Linked DNA regions of Homo sapiens: region 1 is linked to region 2. A link is a loop called in an ENCODE intact Hi-C map of the cell type or tissue named here. Cell type or tissue: dorsolateral prefrontal cortex. All regions are shown on one strand. Each heading gives the region's core, and the rest is flanking DNA. Links, peaks and the distances in the headings are about the cores only. Region 1 overlaps ASTN2 (astrotactin 2). Region 2 overlaps ASTN2 (astrotactin 2).

Region 1 (4,394 bases), core at 210-4,209, 81 kb before region 2:
ATCAGTTTTTTTTCACACAGTGTTGTCCACTACAGACCAAAACCAAACTTCTAGCCCAGGTGGTGAGAGAAACACGCCTGCCTAAATTCATAGGAAGGCAACCATGAGGTCCAACACTTTGAACAGTGGCTGTCATACAGCGGGTGCTTAGTGAATATCTGTGGATGCAGTAGAAGAATCAGGCAGGTCTGCAGGAAATTATGCAGTGGCATGCCTAGATCAGTACCAGGTTGAGAGCAGATACTCAACAAAATATTTTTGTCTCCAGAAAACCATAAATCTTTCTGGCTGCAGGGATCAGTCTCAGATTTCAGGGCCTCTCTCTGGCCTTCCCAACCTTCTCTCTAAACAAACCAGTTCCAAAATGTTATAGACTCCTATCCAAAGCTGTGTGCCCCACTCCCACCATTCTTTGCTAAACAACTGAATAATGTCATGAATAAATTCAGGCTAAGGTATACATAGCTCCTAGTAAAAAATTCAGAGGAATGGAATCAAGTTATAAACACCATGAAAGTTCACTGTCATGCATCTCCAACTCCAAGACAGGAGGGGTCACCATGGTGACAAAACTAGCGGATATTTGGGCAAGGAGTGGGGATGTTCTGTGATTCATCTTAAACCAAATAGGTAACCACCTTCTCTGCCAGGCCAGGTTCTGATGCTCTAGAACAGAGCTTCTCAACATTGGAACTATTCACATTTTAAGCCAGATAATTATTTGAGGTGGGCGCTATCTTGTGCATTGTAGGGATGTTGAGCAGCCTCCCTGGCCTCTACTCATTAGACACCAGTAGCATTCCCTGCTCCACCAGTTGTGACAACCAAAACTGGCTCCAAATATGGTCAAATGTCCTTTAGGAGAAAAATCACCTCCTGTTGAGAACTACTGCTGTAAAGAGAAAATGATGAAAATTTACTAATCCAATTAATACAAAGCAAATTCTTTAAAAAAGCCATGGTGTCTTTCACCACTCTAGCCTGTGTATTCTGGTCCCTCTGTTTGGAATCTTCTCCCTCCCTCCCTCCCCATCTTATCCCCGGGCAAGCCTTTATTGCTCCATAATTCAGGGATCACTTCTTTGCAAAGCTTTCTAGAATGTCCTATGATGGGATAGGAGATAGACCCCTCCTCTGTTTGACAGCAAGTTGTACTCCCCCTTATCACATTATGGTTATCCCTCTGCACTCTTGAACAAAACTGCACATTTTGAGGGGAAGGTCTCTTCTTCATTCATTTTCAAATTCTAGTTCTTAACACCGTGCCCTAGCACTGAATAAATACGTGTATGAACAGAAGGCTAACACTTAATGATCACCTGCCATGTGTCAGTCCTACTGTGTATATCCTATCTTGGTATGTCTTTATGTTAATGTTGCATCATAGGCTACTACTATTACTCCACGTTTCTAGGGAGTAATTCGTTCCCAGAGAGCAGAGATAACTCATCTAACATCACACAGGCAGCAAATGGCACAACTGGGCATATGGACTTAAGTCTGCATGGCTGACATTCTGCCTTTCTGACCTTCTGTCTTCCCATTTGCATGCTTGCCATCTTGCTTCCTACAGTAGCCAAAGACAGAGCCCTCTGCCTTGGGCTTTTAGGTCTTGGGGAGGTGCACCTTGCTGCTTCCTCCTTACCAGGCCATAAATCCTGTTGAATCTGGGCAGTGAAGTGGCAGGCAGGTTGGTATGAGCTTTGTTGATGTGTATGCCTGGGCCCCCAGCACAGGCACAAGTTGGGCTGGAGACCCAGGGCAATGGAAGATTTCTTTCCACAGCAGCACAGACCAAAGCAGAGGACTATGGGCATTTTCAACACTCTCCTGTCTCTGGTGGTGTTATTATTTTCCTTCAACCTTTCCAGTAATGGGGACCTTCGGGGCTGAAATAAGAACAATAATTTTTTTTTCCTTCTACTCTCCTAGAGTCAAGTCCAGAATTTAATAAAGGTAACAAAAATACTACGGTATTCCAATTCCTCTCTGCAGATTTTTGTTTTAATTTAGTTTTAGCCCTGATGTTAGATTGACAGTCCTGGGGTCTGAAGTGTATCCATTCCCATAGTATGTCTGGTGCAGAGACAGAGTGACTCATTTTTATGTGTGCACACACACACATATACATATACACACAGAGATACCATGAAAAGAACAATTTCTCCTACAAAATCAGAAAATTGTCTGCATTAAACTGATCTGTGCACAGTCTGTCTGCCCCACCTCTGACCCCCCAAAGCCTCATTCTCAAATATAAACTGGCATTCCAGGCAATCAATCAAGACCTAACCCCTCAAAGACTACCACCACCACCACTACCATTTGATCCTAACTGCATTTACCCAACGTCTGGAATTAACCTCTTTGCTCCGGCCTTAGATAGAGCCTCTTCAGGGAACATGGATCTTAGCTTCCGAAAGGTTTATGGCTTTGCCAGCCTGAAGACTTCCCAATATCTCTGGCAATGGCTTTACTCCAGCCCCCACCCTTCAGAACACCATCCCACTCCCTGTTCTTACTCTGAATCACTGACATTGGATTCATTCAAAGAGGCTGGAGGTGGGGGCATGGAAGAGGCTCAACAAGCACAAAGAAACCTTCAGTATTATAACTCAACAATGTTTTCAGTGTGAAATATGTCCAGGATTCACCCTCCTTCTAATACTAATTATTTCCCACAAGGTTTCCTGTTGCAAACATTCTAATTTCTTTTCTTTCTTTATATATATATTTTTTATTTTAGCCCTTGTTGTAGCTAGGCAGTTATTATGACACACATACTTTGTTGATGAGGAATGAACACTCAGAGTAAAACTGAGTTAAATCTACATCTGTGTAACTCACTTCACTTAATCGACCAACAAATATTTACTGAGTGCCCAAATATCGGCTGGACACCATGCTAAATTCAGGGGACACAATGATAAATAAGACATATGTAGTCAGTCATGTGCCCTCCTAACTAAGGAGAAAGAAGTGCCAATCAGCCCATACAGTACATAATCCCATGTGAAAAAAATGCTTGATGGGACGAGCAACAGGTGGCTATGGAAGGTGAAAAAGGAAGCCCAACCCAGCCACACTCATGCAAGCTCACAGGAGGCCAGGACACCTATGCTGGGAGCTATAGGATGAGTAGAATTTTCCAGGGAAAGAGAAAGGACAAAAGTGTTCCAGCCAAGGTGAACAGATATGTGAACATAAGGAAACAATAGATCCAAATATGGATGGTATTAGTCCATTCTCACACTGCTATAAAGATATTACGTGAGACTGGGTAATTTGTAGACAAAGGAGGTTTAATTGGTTCACAGTTCTGCATGGCTGAAGTGACCTCAAGAAACTTACGATCATAGCAGAAGGGGAAGCAGGCACCTTCTTCACAAGGCAGCAGGAGAGAGAAGAGTGAGTGAAAGAGGGACTTGCCAAACACTTACAAAACCATCATATCCTGTGAGAACTCACTATCATGAGAACAGCATGAGGGAATGGCCCCCATGATACAGTCACCTCCCACTGGGTCCCTCCCTTGACATGTGGGGATTATGGGGATTACAATTCAAGATGAGATTTGGGTGGGGACACAGACAAACCATATCATGGATCCTTCAAAAAACTAGAAAAAAAATTATGCAATCCCAGTACATAGATTTGGGGAGGCAGGGAGAGGCCATAGCAAGTGGTGAGGCTAGAGAGCTGGGCAGAGGCTGAAGCATGCCAGACCTCCCAGGCCATGCTAAGGATCTGGAATTTCTCCTGATATCCATGGGTAGCCACTGCAGAGATTTAAACAGTTTAAGGAGGGATGAGATACCTTGGATAGCTCTCTGTCTACTCTACCCTCAAAAGGAAGGGATATATCTATGGGCAGTGGGAGTGAAAGGGAGTGCTATGGGGAGAAATTTAATGCAGAGGCAGAACTTGTCTAGGCCCCTAAAGCTGGGAATTCTGAGAGGCGGTGATGGGTCTGGGACCTGGCATGCTGCATTTCAGGAGCACTGAACTTGTTTCAATGTCCAGGAGAAGTGGGTTGATAACAGAGAGTGGAATCATCCATGTAACATATTTATTAATAAAACAAGCAGACAAGAGACGCCATCTGAAGCATAGACTTTTCACCCTGAGCCCTGAGGGAGAGGCTGATGACAGGCTAGACTCTGGCCAGTCCAACACAGATTCTGGCCTCCCCTTCCAGATGCCACAAGACAATTCTGGATTATCCACATGGGGATGTCTGGGCCAGAGTGTACAGGCTCACCTCTCAGTTTCTGACCCTATAGCCAGATGCAGACAGTTGCCCTCCTCCTGTCTTTTTCATTGCCATGGGCTCTTCAGGCAGCCTCTCTGATGTTCATTAAAACAGTCAGTCTGGCCAGTCTCAAGTCTGAGCT
Region 2 (4,394 bases), core at 185-4,184:
GAGGCAGCAGGAAGACCGGTTAGGAGGCTGATATGGGAAAGGATGGCAGCTTGGATGAAGGTGATGCCAGTGGAAACTATGAAAAGTTAATTCTGAAAATCTTTTCCTGTTGTTGTTTTTTTGAGACAGAGTCTTGTTCTGTCACCCAGGCTGGAGTGCAGTGGCACGATTTCAGCTCACTGCAATCTCCACCTCCCAGGTTCAAGAGATTCTCCTGCCCCGGCCTCCTCTGTAGCTGGGATTACAGGCACCTGCCACCACACCTGGATAATTTTTGTGTTTTTAGTAGAGATGGGGTTTCACCATGTTGGCCAGGCTGGTCTCAAACTCCTGACCTAAAGTGATCTGCCTGCCTCCGCCTCCAAAGAGCTGGGATTACAGGCGTGAGCCACTGCACCCTGCCTGAAAATCATTTAAGAAGCAAAACCATCAGGGTTAGCTGACTGAAAGGATGAGAGGCAAGGAAAACGATGAAGAATGACTGCTTAGCTTGAAAAACTAGGCTAATAGTTTGATTTCCTGAGATGGGAAGATGTGGGTAGAGCAGGTTTAGGGGGCAAATCACACATCAATAGTGTGATCCCAGACAAGAAGGAGAGAAACACAGGTTTCCTACGGGCTTCTGAATAAAATAAAGGACGCTCAGTTCACTTTGAATTTCAGATAGTCAGCGAGACATTTTTAGTATAAGTATGTCCAAAATACTGCATGGAACATACTTATACTAAACAAGTATTCATTATTTATCTGAAATTTAAATTTAAGTTGGCATCATGTATTTTTATTTGCTAAACAGAGCAACCCTACATGGAGTGGGGTGGGGTGGTGGTGGTGGTGTGATGGAGGGTATATAGGTCTCCAGGAAAAGAAAACCTAAGCCCAAGAGGAGAAAGAGAAGGCTCCTTAGAGATGACACCCCTTAGAGCAGATGCTAGAGCTAAGTCTAGGAGCTGGCCAGGTGAACGAGGAATACAAAAACAATCTAAACAGAGAGAAGAGAATAAGCATGTTACCCTCAGACATTTGCAAGTAATTAATGAGGCTAGAGCCTCGAGGGAGGAAAGGAACATTGGAGGATGAGGCTGAAGAGCTTCTAACAGGGCTTCACTTCACAGAGGTTTTCTAGGTAAAGGCCAGGGTGTCAATACACTTGCTGAAGTTCAGATTCCCAGGCCTCTCCCCAGGAGCCTCAGCAGGTCTGGCCTTGAGAGCCTGAGGTCTACCGTGATTCTGATGATCAGCTAACTTGAGGAAAGCCTGGGTTAAATAATCTGGGAACTCTTCCACCTACAAATCCTGGGAGCCAAACAAGTTGCTGCTGGCTGTAAAAGTCTTGAAAAGAGTAATTCAGATAATCAGAGGAAAGGAAGCATTGAATAAGTGTGCAGCCTCCCATGGGGACCCTCTAGAATGGAGCTCTGTCCATTTGGAGGACAATAGGGAATCCAGAATGTTTGTCAAAGGACCAGTCCTGCTCCTGAATAGTCACCCTGTCTGGCACCTGGCTCTAATTTGGTGCTATCTCCCAGCTCTGTGCAAGTAGACCAGACGTCTTCCTGTGCCTTCCCCCGATGCCCCACCCCCTTCCCTCCTCCGCCCTCAGCCACCACTGAAATGATTCCCCCAAATGCAGCTATTACTGTGACTGGAAATCTCTTTACTGCTGATTCTGCTAATGGAAATGTTCCTTCCCTTTTCGGCTGCTTGCAAAGCCACTCGTGACTTCCCTGGGTGCATGAGAGCAAGGCTTTGTCAGCCAGCCACCACCAGAAGGGAGAGGATTCTGCCCCGCCTGCTCCCACAACACCCACCTGCCTTAGACTCAGTCTCTAAGAGCTCTTCTGTCCCAACTGTCCTCAAACAACCCCGGAATTCCCTGCTTCCCCCAGCTTCCCCCAGCTCCAAGAGAATGAGCAGACATCAATGGTCAATTTCATCCTTTTTTGCCTTGCTGGGGAGGAGGGGAGGTGGAGAGAGGAGGCATAAGAGGAGCATGAGGGAGTGGAAAGAGGGGGAGGGGAAAGGAAATTTACATTCATTATTGATTCATACCTCCACCTCCTTCCAAAAAAAGGATTCCAGGTGGCGAAGAGGCACAGAGCCCAAGCTGTGTGCCAGATGCTGCGCTAGGTGCTTTGCACACACTATCTCCATAAGGATCACACAGCTTAGTGTAAGTAAAAAGTTAGCACAGTGCCCAGTGCTGACTAAAATGTGGTTATGGAGGGCTCTCCAAAATTAAGTGACTATTATGTTTTCTTCATGTTATTGATGGGTAAGCAGAGGCTCAGAGAAGTGGCATACATAAATCTAAAGCTAGGAATTAGCACATCTGGGATTTGATCCCAGGGCTTTTGGTCCTCAGACCTAGCAAAAGTCTCACTCTAGCACACTGCCACCATCAGAGGACCTGAGCTAGAGACTTGGTTGTGCTGTGGATTAGCTGCAGGACCTTGGAAAATGTATTTGTCTTCGCTACATAGATGAAGGAGTTGGGTTGGATCTCAAAGGCATCATTTTACCTCATTCTAATAATCTAGAAGGATACACTATATATTTGGATTTATATAGCATTATAATATATTACGTATGTGTGTGTATGTATGTATAATATAGATCCCACATTCAAGGAGGAAACACGAAAACTGCACAATGATGCTAAGGAGTACTGAGTGGAAAAATTTGACAAGGTTGAGCAGGAGTGAGAAGCAAGTTCACCTAGCCAGATAGCGGCTACATCTCAGACTCCAGACACCCTGATCATTTCCCAAAAAAGGACATAGAGCTTATACAAATTTCTCAGAGGACAAGATCACTGATCCCCTAGTAAACACTTGGCAGAGCATGAGGTGACAACTCTCTAAGAGTTGGGAGGAAGGAAGAAAAGGGGGAAAAAAAAGAAGGAAAGGGGATGGGGAAGAAAGGAGGGAAGGTGGAAAGAATAGAGGGAGGGAAGGAGAGAGGAAACCAAGAAGGCACAGAAACATAGGAGTTTGCTTGTCAAGTGGGTCCAGGAGTAACAAGAGGCATCTGGAGAGTATGAGACAAGGCCTAGATGCTGTCTTGGCAAAGCAGCAAGGAGCAAGCAAAGGGGCCTGGGGAGCTGCTAAGTCAGCTCCTGGCAGCACAGAACAAGGTGCTCAGTCCCTTGGGCCTGTGAGGCTGTCACACCTGAAGTTCCTATATAAGAAACGCCTGCAGCTTCTTGGTCATGAGAAGAGGATGACATAAGAAGTAAAAAAGTCTAGAGATGAAAAGTTGAGAGCATCTCTTGTTCTATGCAGCATGCAAGGCAGACAGAACATAGACTATGGAACCAGGCAGACCTGGATTTGGACTGAGCTTAGCTGTATAATAGCTGTGTGATCTTGGGTAGGTTCCTTCACTCCTCTGAGCCTCAGAACTCACCCTATAACATGGGATGAGCTACATCTGTCCTTCAGCACTGTAGAAAGAATAGATAACAAATGTACCATCATGGCACCTGGGACATAGTACATGTTACATAAAATGGTCACGGTTTTCATAGCCTATCCTATGTAGGATGATAAAGTCCAGTTACATTACAACTCTGGAATTCCAACTCCTCCTGTCCCCAGTTTCCCAGCTGCCCTTCCCTAAGATGGAAGGAAAACACATAGGGGTCAGTAGATCTGGGATCTGGCATCTGCTTTACCACAGGCTTGGTGACCTTGATTTCCCCATCTTTATATAGAAGTGTTTCAGTTAGATAATGTCCTAAATTTTTCCATTTCTGATATTTGATAATCCTGGAACCATGGTGTATCATTTCCCTGAAACTTGTATTGTCTCTTCGTTTGCTACAATGCAAAGTTTCTAATCATTTACCTGGTTTCCAAGCTGCTCAAGACAGAGTCTTCTCCAAACACAATGATCTTTCCTCTAATCACATTGTTCTCATTAGCCATCCTGCAATCACCCCAAAATAATCAGGAGACAGGAGAAGGTAGCAGCAATGGCTATGGGTGCTTAGAAGAGGGAAGGCTCTGTGGGATGGATAGTGTTTAGGCTCACTCTTAACAGGGTAGTGCAAATTCAGCCCATCTCAAGTTTTGTCTACTGTGGATTCTGGGATGACACTTAGCAAACACAGAGTTCTAGTTCTCTAAGATCTCCTGTACACCTACAATGTGCCAAGTAAAGGGTGAGTCACCACAGCCCCAGAGATGAAGGAGGTACATTAGCTGCTCACAGGGTACATAGGCAAACAGCGTGAGACACATGAGGAAACACACAGCGTAAATTCTGGTCTCACTCTGCTCCAAGCCACCATTACTTTTCATCAGTAGAGACTCCTTCAGGCTTTCCTGCACCCATCGTTGGTCCTGTACAGAGCAGCGTAGGGAATTCTTTTGAAACATAAGTCAGACCTT

What was found. Peaks named below come from ENCODE experiments on the same cell type or tissue, not always from the same donor. Only the 100,000 strongest peaks of a DNase experiment are listed, where the experiment ranks them.
Region 1: a loop joins it to region 2, with 6 times the contacts of the local background. A loop is called at or near these places in 1 of 110 quality-filtered maps.

Annotation. Positions count from the first base shown.
Region 1 is chr9:117,321,052-117,325,445 of GRCh38, forward strand. The region is part of intron 1 of ASTN2 (astrotactin 2); the gene reads right to left. Among named protein-coding and RNA genes, the nearest start is that of ASTN2, 92 kb to the right of the region's middle. In dorsolateral prefrontal cortex, for the core only: no CTCF peak of the experiment used is centred there; a DNase peak (open chromatin) is centred at 2,530.
Region 2 is chr9:117,401,963-117,406,356 of GRCh38, forward strand. The region is part of intron 1 of ASTN2 (astrotactin 2); the gene reads right to left. Among named protein-coding and RNA genes, the nearest start is that of ASTN2, 11 kb to the right of the region's middle. In dorsolateral prefrontal cortex, for the core only: no CTCF peak of the experiment used is centred there; a DNase peak (open chromatin) is centred at 1,759; H3K4me3 peaks cover 1,043 bases; H3K27ac peaks cover 3,940 bases.